Linked DNA regions of Homo sapiens: region 2 is linked to region 1. Evidence: read pairs that join two places in POLR2A ChIA-PET (ENCODE). Cell type or tissue: OCI-LY7. All regions are shown on one strand. Each heading gives the region's core, and the rest is flanking DNA. Links, peaks and the distances in the headings are about the cores only.

Evidence for each region. ChIA-PET counts read pairs that join two places held together with the same protein. Peaks named below come from ENCODE experiments on the same cell type or tissue, not always from the same donor. Only the 100,000 strongest peaks of a DNase experiment are listed, where the experiment ranks them.
Region 2: POLR2A ChIA-PET joins it to region 1 with 5 read pairs; 2 of 35 experiments call an interaction of 5 or more read pairs at or near these places.

Annotation. Positions count from the first base shown.
Region 1 is chr15:38,710,905-38,719,727 of GRCh38, reverse strand. No RefSeq gene overlaps it. Among named protein-coding and RNA genes, the nearest start is that of LINC02694, 19 kb to the right of the region's middle. In OCI-LY7, for the core only: no CTCF peak of the experiment used is centred there; no DNase peak of the experiment used is centred there.
Region 2 is chr15:38,639,212-38,648,034 of GRCh38, reverse strand. No RefSeq gene overlaps it. Among named protein-coding and RNA genes, the nearest start is that of LINC02694, 53 kb to the left of the region's middle. In OCI-LY7, for the core only: no CTCF peak of the experiment used is centred there; a DNase peak (open chromatin) is centred at 4,974; H3K4me3 peaks cover 382 bases; H3K27ac peaks cover 2,296 bases.

The sequences.
Region 1 (8,823 bases), core at 600-8,599:
GTAGCTGCAACATTACGCTGAATTCAATACCTTCTCTCATAATTGTATAAGTTTTCAGTGCAAAAAAAATTGCTTTTCTGCACCATTAGCCCCAGTCCAAGGTTTTTCTACCAGGAAGTCAGGTTCAGGAATTTAAGAAAAAAAAGAAAACCTATAGGCTAAATATATTTATTTGTAATCAGGATGCTCCCCACACTCTATTGCTAAAGATGCTGAATCTCTCACAAGAGTTTATTCCTTTGCCTTATCACTCAACATTGTATTATAAAAATTAGCATACTCTAGCACTCCCTGAACATTTCTCCCCAAAGTAACTGCAGCCTAGAGACTCGGGTGGGCCCAAGGAGGCCAAGTCATCTACCAGGCAGAGCTCTCCACACAAGGGTCAGATTCATCTTCCATCTAGAGGAATAGCCAGACCTGCAGAACAAAACAGAGCACTGTGGCCCATGACCTACGTTCCTCCGCAGTTACATCACCCAGGAAATTCACAGTGGGGGCCTCATCTTGGCTATTCGGTATCGCAAAATCACAAACATAAGACCCACATCAACATAGCGCTTAGCTGGCAGATAACGCCACAACTTAATCAAATATGTGCCTGATTAGAACTCATCCTCCACCATGAATAACTGGTAAGAAAGACTCAAACTTTAAAAAAGCCAACAAATACATGAAAACATCAAGAACATATTTCATACACATCAAATTGGAGAAAAATTAAAAGTCTTCCAACATACAAGCTGGCAAGAATGTAGGAAAACAAGATGTCATATAGTAATGATGACAGTATAAATACCTACCAGCAGTTTGGAAAGCAGTTTCACATTTTCTGGAAAAGTTGAAAATAAGTATATTCTTCTACTGAATAATTTTGCTTCCAGGTAAATTACCCTAGAGAAACACTCACACACGTGCCCAAGTAGACTTCTGCACAGTTGGTTGTTGCAATGTTATTTACAATAGCAAAATCTTGTAAGTTATCTAAATGCCATCAATAGAGAATGGATAAACTGGCATAAGTTCATGTAATGGAATACTAGGTCACTGTTAAAGTGAATAAATGAAGAATTACATAGGTGGTAATGTGGATGAATCTGAAAAATATAAAGTTGAGCAAAATAAGAAAACTTCTAGTATGTTCATTTTTATAACTCAATACTGGCCGGGCACAATGGCTCACGCCTGTAATCCCAGCACTTTTGGAGGCCGAGGCAGGCAGATCACTTGAGGTTGGGAGTCTGAGACCAGCCTGGCCAACCTGGCGAAACCCCATCTCTACTAAAAATACAAAAATTAGCTGGGAGTGGTGATGCACACCTGTAATCCCAGCTACTCGGAGGCTGAGGCAGGAGAACTGCTTGAACCTGGGAGGCGGAGGTTGCAGTGAGCAGAGATCACACCACTGCACTCTAGCCTGGGCGACAGAGGAAGACTGTCTAAAAATAAAAAATAAAAAAATAAGAAAAACTCAGTGCTATAGAGAAAACACATCCATGTCTAAGTATAAAAATTTATGTAAAAAGAATACTAAAGATAGTGGTTATTGCTAGGGAGGGAGAAAATGAATTATCTATCACATTTTTTAAGATAAAGGTCAAATATAATGAAATATTAATATCTGTTAAACCTGGATGGTAGATACATACTTATTTTTGTTTTTGTGAGCAATTAACATTTTCATAACTTAAGCAAAACTTATTTCTTAAAAAAACTATCAAATATTAACTAAACAGATAATTCTATAGGTGAATAAGTCACTAAATGATTGAGCACCCTGAATACTGAGGCCTATTGTACAAACAATAGAACACATTACAGCTTCAAGCACCATTAGCAAGTATCAAAATCTTATGCTACATTTGACATGTGGAAACTAAGACACCAAGATATTAAGTGACTTCACATAAATAGCCACAACCAGAACCCAGACCTCCTAACTTGCAGTCAGGACTCTTCTACCATGCCTCGGGTATATATCATTGCCACCTTCATTAGAAATAGATACAAAGGATTGTATACATTAGAAGTGGTATGGAGAACCAAGAGTTAGGACTGTCCCAATAAATTGAGATTCATTCCCAGAAGGTTCTCTCAATGTAAAAATAATATGCATAAACTGTCTGAGAAAACTATATAGCAGCTTATACCATAGCTTCACCCCAAACCCAGAATAACTTCTTCCAGTTGTCAATTATGGGCAAACACCATGAAAGAAAAATAGATATCCCAAGGAATCATTGACTAGAGCCCTGCTTATGACCTGGTTGGCAGAAGATTCCCCTACTCATCCTTCTGCAGTTGAGGTTTCCTCAGGACCCTAGTAGGTCAATACCACCCAATACCTCTTAAATTCTCATGCATCCTGATCCCTTGGGCAACCTCCAGATGCCCTGATGCAGATAATTCACTGGCAGAATCTGAAGAGAGTGAGCTTTCCCATTTATTTCTGTCATCTTCTCCCTATCCATCTTAGCCGTGGTTTATAAAGTATGTATTATCTGAACTGAATACATGGTTATATTCAGTTCATGGTTATAAAGTATGTATTATCTGAACTGAAGACTGGGTTTTCCAAGTCCTTTCCAGCCCCTAGGCTTTAGTGTAATTAACAATAGCTAATTTTATTGAACGCTCGATAGACATTATTCTATATACTTTTTGATTATTAACTCATTTAATCCCCACAAAACCCCTGTGAGGTAGAGAATATAATCATCATCACTTTAAAGACAAGAAATGACAAGCAGAGACAGACTTAAAAATATTTCCCAGGGTCATGCTGCTAATAAAGTGGTGAAAGAGGATTGAAACCTAGGTTATTTGGTTCCCAACCCTCAACCATCACACACTACAGCAAACTCTATTCTTTGAGTACTTACTCATTTTTGGAAAACAATTAGAAAAATGGAGACATGTTATTAGTTCATTACCTTTGATTCAGCCACTGCAGAAGTCACAATGATGGGGAGAGAGAGAGGCAAGAAAAGCAACATGGCCCCGGCTCCAGAGCCTATGCCCACAGATGCAGCATCAAAGGGACCGCCTGTCCTTCTTTATGGTGACTTTATAATTGTGAGGGGCAGGGACCTGGGTCTGTCTTGCTCACCATATTTCCTCACTACTTAATAAAGGATCAGGCACATGTTTAGTAAATATTTGTCAAGTGAATCAAAAATGACAAAATAATGTTCTATACAAGAAAGGAACATGCTAATGTGTCCGGAGTTCGTTCCTTCCAGTGGGTTCGTGGTCTTGCTGACCTCAAGAATGAAGCCTCACCTTCACAGTGTTACAGCTCTTAAAGGTGGCATGGACCCTAAGAATGAGCAGCAGCAAGATTTATTGCTAAGAGCCAGAGCCAAAGAACAACGCTTCCACAGCATGGAAGGAAACCCGAGCGGGTTGCTGCTGCTAGCTGCAGGGGCTTGCTTTTATTCCCTTATTTGTCCCCTCCCATATTCCATTTCCGTCCTGTCAGAGGGCCCTTTTTTCAATCTTCCTTGCGATTGGCTACTTTTAGACTCGTGCTGACTGGTGCGTTTTACAATCCTCTTACTAGCTACAGAGTGCTGATTGGTGCATTTTACAATCCTCTTGTAAGACAGAAAAGTTTTTCAAGTCCCCACTCAACCCAGGAAATCCAGCTGGCTTTACCTCTCACTGATACTACAGAAAATTAAGGAATGGGGTAGCCCCCCGAAGTATTTCCAGGGTCTCAAGGGTGTACTTGAGATGAGGCTGAAAGTGACCCGTTTCATCCCAAAAAAAGATCCCATGTGTCCATTCCTGAGAGTTCCTCTGATGGAACTTAAACCTAACATCGCTAGGAAAGGTCAGTTAAGTCGCTATTCAGAAAATCTACTGTTTAACCATTGTTCTGTGCCATAAGATCTTGAGGATCCTCATGAATCCCATCAGGTCTTTGCCTTTCAACATCAAAGAGAACTAAAGGCCGTGCTTGGTAGCTCATGCCTGTAATCCCAGCACTTTGGGAGGCCAAGAGGGGATGATCACCTGAGGTCAGGAGTTCGAGACCAGCCTGGCCAACATGGAGAAACCCCATCTTTACTAAAACTACAAAGTTAGTGGGGCATGGAGGTGCATGCCTGTAATCCCAGCTACTCCGGAGGCTGAGGCAGGACAATCACTTGAACGTGGGAGGCAGAGGTTGCGGTGAGCTGAGATTGCATCATTGCACTCTAGCCTGGGCAACAAGAACGAAACTGTCAAAAAACAAAAAACAAAACAAAAACACACACACACACACACACACACACACACACACACACACAAAACCAATAACCAGGAGTGGTGGTGCATGCCTGTGGTCCCAGCTACTCAGGAGACTGAGGCAGGAGAATCTGAGTCCAGGAACTTAAGGCTGCAGTGAGCCAAGATCATGCCACCACACTCCAGCCTGGGTGAGAGATTTGTTTAAAAAAAAAAAAAAAAAAGAGAGAGAACTAAAAATGGCAGTCGATGTCTATCCCATTAGTTGTGTGAGCCTGTATCAATAAATATATATTACAAAGCTGGCCTTTAGCAGAGACAAGGACAGCTGCATACATCTCTCTGCCTTGATTGAGATTTAGGTCTTCTCTGCCACATTCTAGAACTTTTATAGTTGGTGTGTTTGTGTTTTATAAAGGAATCTGTGGCTGAATAACTTCCAAAAATTTCCTATGACCCACTTCTACACAACTGTCTTTGTCTCTCACAGAAGGCATAGGTCCCTGATGCTGGTTAGTGATCTCGGCAGCCAGGTCTCTAAGGAAATTCCAGGTTACCCACAAGCATTTCAAGAGTCTTGGAAATTCTCTAATGAACTAACCCAAACATGCAGGGGCACAGTTTTAACAGGGCCAGATAGGCCCCCAGGGCATGGAGGTATTTATTTCACTGGGCCCCTGTGTTTGCAGGGGGTCTGCAACAGTAACCTCATGAAGCTTGGGGGCCCTTCTTTGGTGTCCAGCAGCTTTCTCTGAAGGAGAACTGTGTTTGCTTGGTGCCCTCCCATCCTTCCAGGCCTCCAGAAAGCCTTTTTGATTGCTGTTTCAGAGCACACTTCAGGCAGCAAAAGCCAGCAAAAAATCTCTTGGATCTTCTGGCCACAAGTCCTGTACTCCCAGTCCCCAGCCTGAATGCAGAGCTGAGAGAAGGGGGTCTGCAGGGGAGGAGAGCAGAGCTAGGAACGAGCTTCCTTTGCTGTTGGCTTCATCTCCAACCACAAGAAAATTTTCCACTGTTTCCATTATTGCTGGCAGGCACCCACACTGTAGGAAGACAGACTCTCTGTTGAGAGAGGAGCGATGGAATATGGTGAGTAAGTCAGTGAAGCACGCAGGCAGGAAAGGAGAGCAAGCAGGAAAGCAAGGAGAGAGAAGCAAAGATGGCAGAGAGAGAAGGCACTGCCCATTCGTGGGCAGGGCCAAAATGGCTGGGCAGGTCTCTGTGTTGGATGGAGTTAGATCCATATATTTAATCATGAATCATGTTGAGCCAATACACGTTGCCTTAACTAAACTATAAAAGAAATTTCCTTTTAATTTTATGTCATTCAAAGTAAGCTCAATATTCATGAGGGAGAAGGGCTGGGGGACCTCTTGGCTTCTGGATTTATTATTCCAAAAAAAACTGAGTTTTTTCCATATTTTCCATGATGCAGTTGCTACCTCCCACCGTGAAAAATAATAAAGACATGTAAATACACTGCCTCGTAGGTACCCAGATTGACTGTGGGTCATGTCCATTTTGATTTAATGATGCAACGTCACAGCTTTCTCTTCTACTTCAGAAAGCATTGGAATATTAAGGAATGAGTATTATTGGTGATGGGAATAACTTGCAATCCTCTGATTTTTCAAGAATTAACATTCACATGCATTGGTACTAAGATAACGTTAATCATAGGAAATTATTTGCAGTGCACCTCAGGAAAGATCGGGACACGCTGCCACCACTTAACGATCTGCTGAACCTGGAGATGACCTTATCAGACGTTCCTGGCAGAAATATCGTTGTCTAGACGTGGAGGACATACAGACAATTTCCCCTATTCCAACATGAACGTCCATAAAGTAATGCCATCTGGAGAGTTAAGCTTTAAAATATAATCATAACGGATCACGGCAGATATAAAAATTCCGGGACCCTTTGTGTTCCTGGAAAGAAAAATGAGAGGCAGGATAGACAAATGTCCAGGTAATAAAGGGAGGAGGAAATGCCAGGGAACCAAGCATAGCCACAGACAAGGGAAAGATAGCACACACATCCAATCACATGGGAAGGAGAAGAATGGGAAGTTGGCAGAGCAAATCAGGGCATCGCAAATAGCTCCTTCCCTCCCTGAAGGAGTGTTAAAATTTCTCCAGAGGTAGAGTCAGTCTTTCGAAGGGTGAACATCTGTGGGTCTTCTCAATGCAATCCCACCCTGGAAGACATTTCTGGAAAAGACTTTAGAACTTTGGTCATTAAGACAATTTCTCTTTGCTTTGGTATAGATTCACTTTTGGTAATTTATCTCATACCTATTAAGATCTACCTTGTGATCGTTTGCGAGTTTTCTAAAATGTTTTAACAAAATAAATCATTATCATATAATAAAGTGCTTAACAAGCCTTGAAAATGTAAATCAATGCTAATTTTAGCATTATTGCCATTTAGTAAGATTTTTCCTTAACCTGGACAACTATTTGTGCTATTTCATCAGGAGAATAGGCCGGGAGTGGTGGCATACTTTGGGAGACCGAGGTGGGAGAATCACTTGAGCCCAGGAGTTCAAGACCAACCTGAGCAAAATAGCGGGACCTGTCACTACAAAAAAACTAAAAAATTAGCAGGGCATGGTGGTGCATGCCAATAGTCCCAGCTACTAGGGAGGCAGAGGTAGGAGGATCACTGGAACCCAGGAGGTCAAAGCTGTAGTAAAACGTGATTATGCCACTGCATATCGACAAAGTGAGACCCAGTCTCTAAATAAATAATCATCCTCAGGAGACTTTGTCTTATGTCTTTTAGGCATCTCATTCATCAAAATTTCCTAATCTCCCTAAAGCCCAGTCCAAGTTTGGGTTAAAGCTCAGGTGAATAAAAGAGAGGGAGAAAGGGTTTAGCACTTAATATCACCTAGTAGAGCTAGGGAATAGCTTGAAGAATCCTGGTAAATTAAACAAAAAGTGCCAGTGCCCCTTCAGTGGGCCAGGAGAATTTTTAAAGTATCATTAGAGGCTGTCATCTTTTATCTTGGGTTGGTGGACATATTTGCACCATTGACAGCCTGTTTAATCATCTACTCTATTCACTTGTCAGAATTCTGTGGCAGGGATGAGCTCAAACAATGGATTTAAATATAAAGAAATGGAAGGATGGTTTAAAAATTCTTAGGACAGTTTGTCTAAAACACATAACCTGTTCATAAATGATAGCATCTTTCTGCAATGACTGGGGGTCCACGGCTCTTCCTTCAGCCCTCTGCAGGGCACTGTCTACTTGCTGTCTGTGAGAGGTCACTGCCAAGCATGGCACAGCCATTGCTCCAGGTGTGCCTCTCATGGAAGGCCTTATTTCCCCATCAGGACACACCAGAATGAAAGCTCTAGGAGGTTATGGTCCAAGCACATCTGGCTTGTTTACCAGTATATCCCCAGCACCTCGCACAATAGTTTATAGTTTGCATTCGATAAATATCCGCTGAATAAATGAATGGCTATTTCCAGTTGTCTATCACCAAGTCAGTTTTCAAACATTTTGATTCAAGCTTAGAATTTCACCTCCTTCCCTGCCCACCCCCCTACAATAATATTCTGCAAGAACGCAAAATTCGAAACTTGCAATGAACTATTTTCCTCTTCTCTGGGCTCTATATTGGGTCCTATCAACTTCTTCCTCAATGTATCTTCAATGATGATCTCCTTTGTCTCCCTGCCAATAGCCAAGGCCACAGTATGTACCCCATTTTGTATGTATGTATCCTTTTAATAATAGTTTCTCTATTTTCTCCTTATTCAATACGTCCAGCAAACTGGTACCGTACCTATTATACTGAGTTCTAGCAGAGCTTCTTTACTTCCTACTACAACGATTTCATGTTTGTGCTCAGATAAGCACAGAGACTGCACGGTACAAAGGAGCAAGTGATGACTGACCCTCCTGCCATTGATAGTGAGAAAGTTTCCTCCCCATCCTGAATCTCTGCTGTCTCATCTGTACAATGTGAGGCTTGGAACACTTGGTTTCCAAAGATACATCCATACTAAGATACTGCTCTTAGTGTCCTGCCAACTCCACAACATCCTCTATTAATTCACATTCCTCATCCATCCAAATTATGCACTCACTTCCATGCCATACAGGCAAGTTACCTTCTACTCAAGTCAGGCCTCTTATTCTATATCCAATAGGCTCACTTTTGCAATTAATCTTGGCTCATCCTACTTTTTTCTCCACATAATTCACCCAGCTCTGCACATTTATCCATCCAAATTCTGTGTTTCCTTCAAGATCAGGATCTAACTCAAATCTGGCTTCTATGACTCTTTCCCTAACTCACTTGTCTATAATGGGATCTACTTTATCCAAGTCATTGTAGCAAAGTGTTACATGGTCTCTCTCAAAAGAGACACTTTTAGCAAGGAAGGTCTCTGCAGGGAAAAAACAATCAACCTCCAAAGGAAGGGAGTAGTACTAGGTTCTCAATCTTTAAAATCATGTGCCTGGGCCGGGCATGGTGGCTCATGCCTCCCAGCACTTCGGTAGGCCAAGGCAGGCAGATCACTTGAGCTCAGCAGTTCAAGATGAGCCTGGGCAACATGGTGAAACCCC
Region 2 (8,823 bases), core at 579-8,578, 72 kb after region 1:
ATTACAGAAGCCAAGGAAACTATTCAAAATAAATATTTCCTATGCTTTAGCACCCATTATCCCTCCTCCTTGCAACTCCCCACTGCTGGTAACAAATGAGTCTTTCCCCATCTCAGGAAAACCTGTGGAACCTGGAGAGGGCAGTGAAGAGCTAAATGAGTAATTCTGAAAGAAATTACACAACCTACCTGGAGTATAAGAGATCTACCACAGAATTTTAAATGCTGACTCTTTTTTATTGGATGCTTGTTTAATTTGAGATATTAAATATTCTGCTTGAGAAATGTGTTTTGTAATCACTTTTTATCTTTGGCTATAAATGATATTCCTCTTGTTCTTGATAATGATATCTAATTTAGTAATTTAATTTTCATTCCACCAGACAGGCGTTCCCACACACAATTGAAGTATGCATTTAGAAAGAAACCTAAGACTGAGCAGGTTGGCTCATACCTGTAATTCCAGAACTTTGGGAGGCCAAAGCAAGAGCATCACTTAAAGCCCGGATTTCAAGACCAGCCTGGGAAACATAGTGAGACCCCCGTCTCTACAAAAATATTTTAAAATTACCTAGGCATAACAGTGGTGCACACCTGTAGTCCTAGCTACTCAGGAGGCTGAGGTGGGAGGATCACTTGAGCCTGGGAGTTAGTGATTACAGTGAGCTATGATTAATCAGTGCCACTGCACTCCAGCCTGGGGAACAGAGCAAGATCCTGTCTCTAAAAAGAAAAAGAAACATAATATAGATGCCTTCCTTGGATCCAATTAATATTTACTGAGTGCTCCCTAGATGCCTGACACTTTCACAAACACTATTTTATTTAATATTCTCCCAGACTAGTTTAGTTTTTTCAGCAAACATTTATTAAGCACCTATAGGTGCCAGCATCATACCAGATGCTGGGGATACGTATCAGTCGGGATGGACTTGCTAATGTTGTGGTAACAGACAGTCCCACATCATAGTGACTTAAAACCAAGAAGGATTATTTCACACTCACACTGAACATGCAGCATGGGTTGGCTGGCAATCTGTTCTTCATCTCCATCATGCCCACTCAGAGCCCTGGGTTGACAGAGCACTCACTGCTCTACATTGCTGGTCAGCCAAGGAAATAGCCAAGGGGGTGGGAAGGTCTCAGCTTCTCCGGCCCAGGGTTGGCACAAATCACACTCATACAGAACCAGCCAGATGGCCTCAGGGGGTCAGGAGGTACAATTCTACCACATGCCCAGAAGCAGAGTTCAAAATAGTCTGCAACCAGCATCAAGGACTTAAAGGATGGAAAGTTTAAATGACGTGGTTCTTGCCTTTGGTGGAGCAATCAGTCCAGTTGGGGAGACAGACACATAATTTGAAATTTTCACATCCTCAGTGCCAACAGAAGTCTGCAAAGAGGTATGGGAGCAGAGAGGGAAAGTGGTGAATCCAGATTGGATGTATGGAGGGTAGCAAAGGCCTTGAAAGCCCAAAAAAATGATATTCACAGAGTCAGATGTAGACTCTGCTCATTCAGCTCTGTTCAGAGCGAGAGAATCTCAGCAAACGGAATTTGAGACTTTCAATCATATTGCCAAGGCCAATCCCATTATGAGATAACTGCCTCAGGGGTTATCAGAGCCTGATGCTATTGAACATGCTATTGTTTAAACAATTCCTCTTAGGCTAATTCTGGTGCTCTCTAAGCAAACATCTCCATAGGGATCCTCTTCCAATGTAATGTGAGTCTGCGAATGTACCTATCACTGAGGAATATTTAGGTCCAAAAAAAGTTTTATTTCTCACTTAACTGATGTGCTGACAAATCAAAAATTTGAGCCTGAAAGATTCAGCTCCTTTGTGGAATCACCAAGACAATGTCATGCTGTGAAACCTTATAAGAAAAAAAACAATTACAGGCTCCTTCCCTGGTCAATAGATATGCTCTCTGTATTGCACAGTGGACATGAGACCTAATTCATCTATGAATTTATTTTTTGTTCAATTTTTGAAATATGAGATATTTCAAATACACAAAAGGACCAAAATTATATAACAACATTCCATACACCAACCACCAGATTTGACCTTTTGTTGTTGTTGTTTTGTAGAGACAGGGTTTTGCTATGTGGCCCAGGCTGGTCTCAAACTCCTGGACTCAAGCAATCCTCCCACCTCGGCTTCCCAAAGTGCTGGGATTACAGTCATGAGCCACCATGCCTGGCCCAGATTTGACCTTTCATATTTTGAAATATTTTATTTTTTAGAAATAATTCAATGTCTAGTTAGTGTCCTTCTCCAACCCTTTCCCTCCTCTCTCTCCCCAGAGTTATGTCACTTCATACATATTTTTGTGTTTTTATAACATACAACTTATACTTTTATCACAAATAAACTACTGTGTTTTTAAACATTTGACATAAACATAATACATGCTCCTTTTGTAACTGGCTTTTTTCTTCTCAACATCAGCTTTTTCAAGATGTATTCGCATAATTACATGAAAATACAGGCCATGCATTTTAAATTGCTATAATACAGCATCTCTCAATCCTGACTACACATTAGAATTGCTTGGGGAACTTTAGAAAAAAACTGATTCCTGAGATCTACCCCAGGCCAATTCAATCCATGTGATCAATTTTGGTAACAGTTACATTTACCCTTAAAATGAATATATATTTCCTAATTCATGTGTACAGAATTTTATAAATATCCATCATACCTACCATGTTAATCATATTAGTCAAAATTCCTATGCCCTTACCTATTTTTTTGTCTTCTTAATTTATCAATTTCTAACTAATGTATACAATACGATTTCCTATTGTGGTTGTTGATTTGTCGATTTCTCCTTGAAGTTCTTCAGTTTGGGGTTTACATATTTTGAGACCATGTTGCTAGATACTTGCTCACTCAGGATTTTAATTTAAAGTTTTAATTGTAAAAGTTATTCCTATTTATTGCTATAAAATAATCATCTTCATGCATAATGTTTTCATTTTACAGTCTATTTTATTTGATATTTGTGTGAGTCCCGAGCTTTCCTTGTATTAGTATTTTCATAGTATCTCTTTTACCACTATTTTATTTTCAACTTTTTGTGATATTATACTTTTGTATTTTGAAACCATCATATCAAGGTTTTAAAGTCAGTTTTTTCTTTTTTTTTTTTTTTTTTTTTTTTTGACAGAGTCTGACTCTGTTGCCCAGGCTGGAGTACAGTGGTGCAATCTTGGATCTCAGTTCACTGCAACCTCCGCCTCCCAGGTTCAAGCATTTCTTGTGCCTCAGCTTCATGAGTAGCTGGGATTACAGACATGCGCCACCACTCCCAGCTAATTTTTGTATTTTTAGTAGAGACGAGATTTCACCATGTTGGCCAGGCTGGTCTCAAACTCCTGACCTCAGGTGATCTGCCCACCTCCCAAAGTGCTGGGATTACAGGTGTGAGCCGCCCCACCCAGCCTAAAGTCAGTTTTTCTTAAAAGAATCTGAGTCTCTGTATCTGAACTGGTGAATTTAGGCCATTTACATTTATAATGATTAGTGATATATTTATTTGGACCTATTTCTGTAATTCTGTTTTGGGCTTTCTATTTACTCTTTTCTTTTTCTTTTTTTCCCTTAAACTGTTGGATTTATCATATTTTCTATTTCCTCTTTTGCCTTGTTCTGGTTTTAAAGCAATATTTTCTATTTCTATATTTTGAGATTACCCTTAACATTCTTATATATGATTAATCAACAGAAATCTTAATTTAACCAATATTTCTAACTTCTTATAAATAATAGACTATTAAAACATTTTAAATTCAGTAAACTCCTATTCTACATGTAATAGTTTTCTTCTATTTTTAATTCCACCTTGAAATTACATCCCCAAAACTCATTATTTTGTTGATCCTATTATTGTTTTCATTTGTATCACTGCTTATCAATTTATTACTATTTCATATCATTTATTATACATTTTGGATTCCTGTACCATGCAGGCAAATAAATGTGGATATTAAGTCCATGTAAAGTATAGGTTGGTGGTTTCATTTTCTCAGGTCAGACTTTTTTTTCATCAAGAACCATATGGAAACACAGAGGTTTCCTTTTTGTATCTTTGGCCTTTTTTTTTTTTTTTTTTTTTGCCGGGGTGGGTTGGGGCGTTTTTTTGTTTGCTTGTTTTTTCACCCTATCATTGAGGGTACAGCCTCAGCCTCTCAAATGTCTTGGCTTTTGCAGAAACCTCAGATTTATTCCCTATATCATGCAAGTTCTAGCTCCTTATTTAACATATTGTCATCCTTAAAGCTAAGCCCCAGGTTGCAGGAACCCATAATCTTCACTCCAAGGGCAGCCACGTGTCAGATCACAAGTTTACTAATCTGGTTTTCAACTCCATCTTCTTTTCTGGGATCTAGGGATTTCCTTTTTTTCTGGCAAGCTTAGCAAATATTTCAAAAAAATTTTTACACACCTTATTTGGCTTCTCTCACAATTTGTAGCGGGAGAGTTTCAGGTTATCTTAGTCTACCCTTTTGCCAGAACTAAAGATATTCTGTGTATTTGGGGTACATGCACATATGCACAATAGCTTGTGTTATGCACGTGCAAAACATGCACATAAACTAACAACGCCCACAATTCCATAAGGTCAAATTTCTATAAGAAATTTCTTATTATATAATAACAAAATCACTCATAGTTGTTTCTCCTTCTCTGATTGAACCCTGACTAATACAAAAATTGGTACTAAGAGTGGTTTTGTTGTTTGCTTCTAAATGTGCTTGAAAATGTGTAGAAAACAAAAAAACAGCTCAGGACTAAATTCCCAGCTCAAGATCTACATAAGGGGCCTCAAATATATGACTACCCTAAAAGAAACTTTTATCTTCTTCTGCCTTAGGGCTAAGATTTTCAAAAGCCACACCCAAAGTCTAGAACAGCAGGTGGCTGACTTACAATGCAAATTGACTTCCCTTCCTCATAGAGTCTCCTATGTTAAAGTTAGGATATTAACTGGTAAAGAGGCTGAGTGTAGTGGTTCACACCTGTAATTTAGCACTTCAGGAGGCTGAGGCAGGAGAATTGCTTGAGGCCAGAAGTTCCAGAACAGCCCAGACAACACAGCAAGACCGCATCTCTACAAAAAAAGTTTAAAAAATTATTCAGATGTAGTGAAGCATGACTGTAGTCCCAGCTGCTCAGGAGGCTGACGTGGGACAATTGTTTGAGCCCAAGAGTTTGAGGCTGCAGTGAGCTATTTTACTACTGCACTCCAGCCTGGATAACACACTGAGACATTATCTCTAAAAGTATTTTTTAGGCAGGGCACAGTGGCTCACGCCTGTAATCCCAGTACTTTGGGAGGCCCAGGCGGGTGGATCACAAGGTCAGGAGATCGAGACCATCCTGGCTAACATGGTGAAACCCTGTCTCTACTAAAAATATAAAAAAAATAGCCGGGCGTGGTAGCAGGCACCTGTAGTCACAGCTACTCGGGAGGCTGAGGCAGGAGAATGGCATGAACCTGGGAGGTGGAGCTTGCAGTGAGCTGAGATCGCGCCACTGCAACCCAGCCTGGGTGACAGAGCGAGACTCCGTCTCAAAAAAAAAAAAAAACAACAACAAAAATAACCAATACTTTTTAATTGATAGAGAATGCAATCCTGAGTATTGGGATGTGAATATATGGGTAAATCCTAATGAAGCTGGTAGATTCAAACCCCTTAACTCTCTTAACTCTCCTTTGCCAATAGAGGCAGCCCTTCTTCCCCTAAGGAGATTAGTCTCCTCTTATCTGAAGAGCCTATCATTACCTCTCCTGAGATATATTGCCTTGCTGGAACTCCTGAGATATTTTGCCTTGCTTGATCTTCCTCCAGCCCTAATCCCACCACCATTCACTGCTCCTTTACTAGACCTAAATCTCAGTGGGTTTCTGTGTGAAGAAGACTCATGTGGTCAAGATACAAAGTGTGACTTAAGAGGAGGTACAATAAACAACAAATGAACTGAATTATTTTACCAGTTTTCAACAACAGAAATCTAAGTAACAACCAATTCCCAACCTTGAGCCAGTTCACAGACCCAGAACTCCTTGAATAAAGAAGAGACTGAGTCCCCTTGAGTAAGGACCATGCTACCCAGACAAAAAATACAGATACTAAATCTTCCTCTTAGCTCTCCCCAAAGGGACTTATGGCCTTTATCCAGGAAATTGTGCATTGGAGAAGGAAAAATGATCAGGCTTTTCAGTGAATACTGGACATCCACTAATTACTGTAGATCTAAAGCACCACTGTGATCCATCAATCAGCAGGATTTTATGGAAGTCAAGCAATGAATGGGATTTTGGCTCAAGTCTGTCTCACAGTAGCCCTGGTGGGTACCCTAACCACTGACAAAAGCATCACTGTATGCCACTGAGGTTTTGTGGCTGTTTGTTATGCATTATTATTGTGACAGCTGATAACTGATATAATTAAGAATATTTAGGTGAGGCTAACAACTGTTAGAATGGTTATCACCAAAAAGGCAAAAGTTAATTTGCAAGGATGTGGAGTAAAGAGAAACCTCACAAACTGTTGATAGGAATGTAAATTAACACTACTATTATGGAAAACAGTATAAAGGTTTCTCAAAAAATTAAAAATAGAACTACCATATGATCCAGCCAGCAATCCCACTACTCGGTTTATATCCCAAGGAAATAAAATCAGCGTGTCAAAGAGATATCCTCACTCCCATGCTTGTTGCAGCATTATGCCCAAGAGCCAAGATATGGAATCAACCTAGGTGTCCATCAGTGGATGAAGAGATGTTTTGAATGAGGTATAAGCTTGTCTAACCTGTGGCCCATGGGCTGCATGCAGCCAAGGATGGTTTTGAATGCAGCCCAACACAAATTCGTAAACTTTCTTAAAACATTATGATTTTTTTTTTGCAATTTGTGTTTTAGCTTATGAGCTATTGTTAGTGTTAGTGTATTTTATGTGTGGCCCAAGACAATTCTTACTCTTCCAATGTGGCTTGTGGAAGCCAAAAGATTGGATACCCTTGTAGTATATATACACACAACGGAATACTATTCAGTCATAAAGGAGAAGGAAATCCTATCATTTGCAACAACACGATGAAACTGGAAGACATTATGTCAAGTGAAATAAGTCAGGCACAGAAAGATAAATACTGCATGATCTTACTCACATGTGAAATCTAAAAAAGTTGATCTCATAGAAGTAGAGAGTAGAACGGTGGTTACAAGAGACTGAGGTGATTGGGGTGGGTTGGGGAGATTGTTGGTCAAAGGCTGTGAAATTTCAGTTAGGAAGAAAAAGTTTATGAAATCTATTATACAACATGGTAACTATAGTAAATAATACATTGTCTTCTTGAAAAACGCTAAGAAAGTGGATATAAAGTGTTCTTACCACAAAAATGATAACTACGTGAGGTAATGCTAATGTTAATTAGCTAGGTTTAGTCCTTCCACAATGTACATATACTTCATAATAATATGTTGTATACAATAAATACTTAGGATTTTATCTATCATTAAAAAAAATTAAGACTATTTAGAGGCAGTTAAATTTAAAGGATGTGATTTTTAGATGTGACATGTGGTATTTATTAGCCTTATTTACAGACTAGGAGATTAAGGAGATAAGGGAAAAACAATTTATGTGTTCAAGGTCTCAAAGGATGATACTAGACTGTGTCCAGTTGTTATTCTCTGGATAATAATCTACAAAAGTAAGATGTAACTACATTGCAGATAGGTTATCATGCCCTGTTTAACTAGAAGACATTTACAAAGTCGGTGGTACGATATTAAAAATTATGTTCTTTCTTTGCATTTTTCTATAGACTACCATTTAACCATAATATTAATAGTTGCCTATCTCTAGCTCTAGTTCTCTGTTTAGTGTCTTACAGAATGTGTTATATCTGTAATACTACTAATTCGCTTTATACCAAAGCATGCCCAAAACTGTGAGCCACCCTTTCCTTTAAGGCAAATTAGTGGGGTCCAAGCTCAGTTCTGTGTACAGAGTAACAGGCCACAGTAGGGAAATTTCTATAGCACAGAAGCACAAGAAAATCTCCTTGTCCTAACTGGACTCCCTCACTGAGCTCCCTATGTACCTACTTTCTACCATTAGTCACCCCTTGGGTTCTATTGTTAAAAGGAACTGGTAAAATTCCAATATTTCTTGAGAAGGGTGCCATAAAATACAGAGGATTTTCTCCTACGGCTGGAGGCTGGGGGGAAGGGAAAGTATGTAGAGAAGAAAGGTCAGGCCCAGTGAGGCCAATCGAAGATAAGCTAAGGCAATGGACAACCCTTTGGCTGGAGTCGGGGAGACCCATGGGGACCTTCTCAAGAGGGATCATGGAGGTTAGCAGTAGGCTTGTCTGCTTCTTCATTTGAAGGGGGCAGATGACTTCTTTCTAGGAGCCAGAGTGGGATATGATCAATGCCAAGAAGTGAAGCAGAACAAAAGTGGTAAAATGGTAAAGATCATTCATCAATTAGGTGTTAGAAGATGGGTGCTGGTCTCCAACTTGGCCACAGACGAGTTGCCTCACTTTGGGCAGGCACTTCACCTCTCTGGCCTCACTCCTCACCCTCCAAATGAGAGTCCACCAGAGGATCTTTCCTGATTTCACAACTGGTAAAATGTGCCCTGGCAATTTTTGTATTAGTACCAATTTTTGTATTAGGCCCCTGGACCTAACCAAGAAATGCAACAGAAACAAATACTTCTAAATCCCAAGTCTCAATGTCTAACTGTGATTTCCGAGTAGAAATGCTGTGTTTGCCGCTGAGAGTGACCACATCC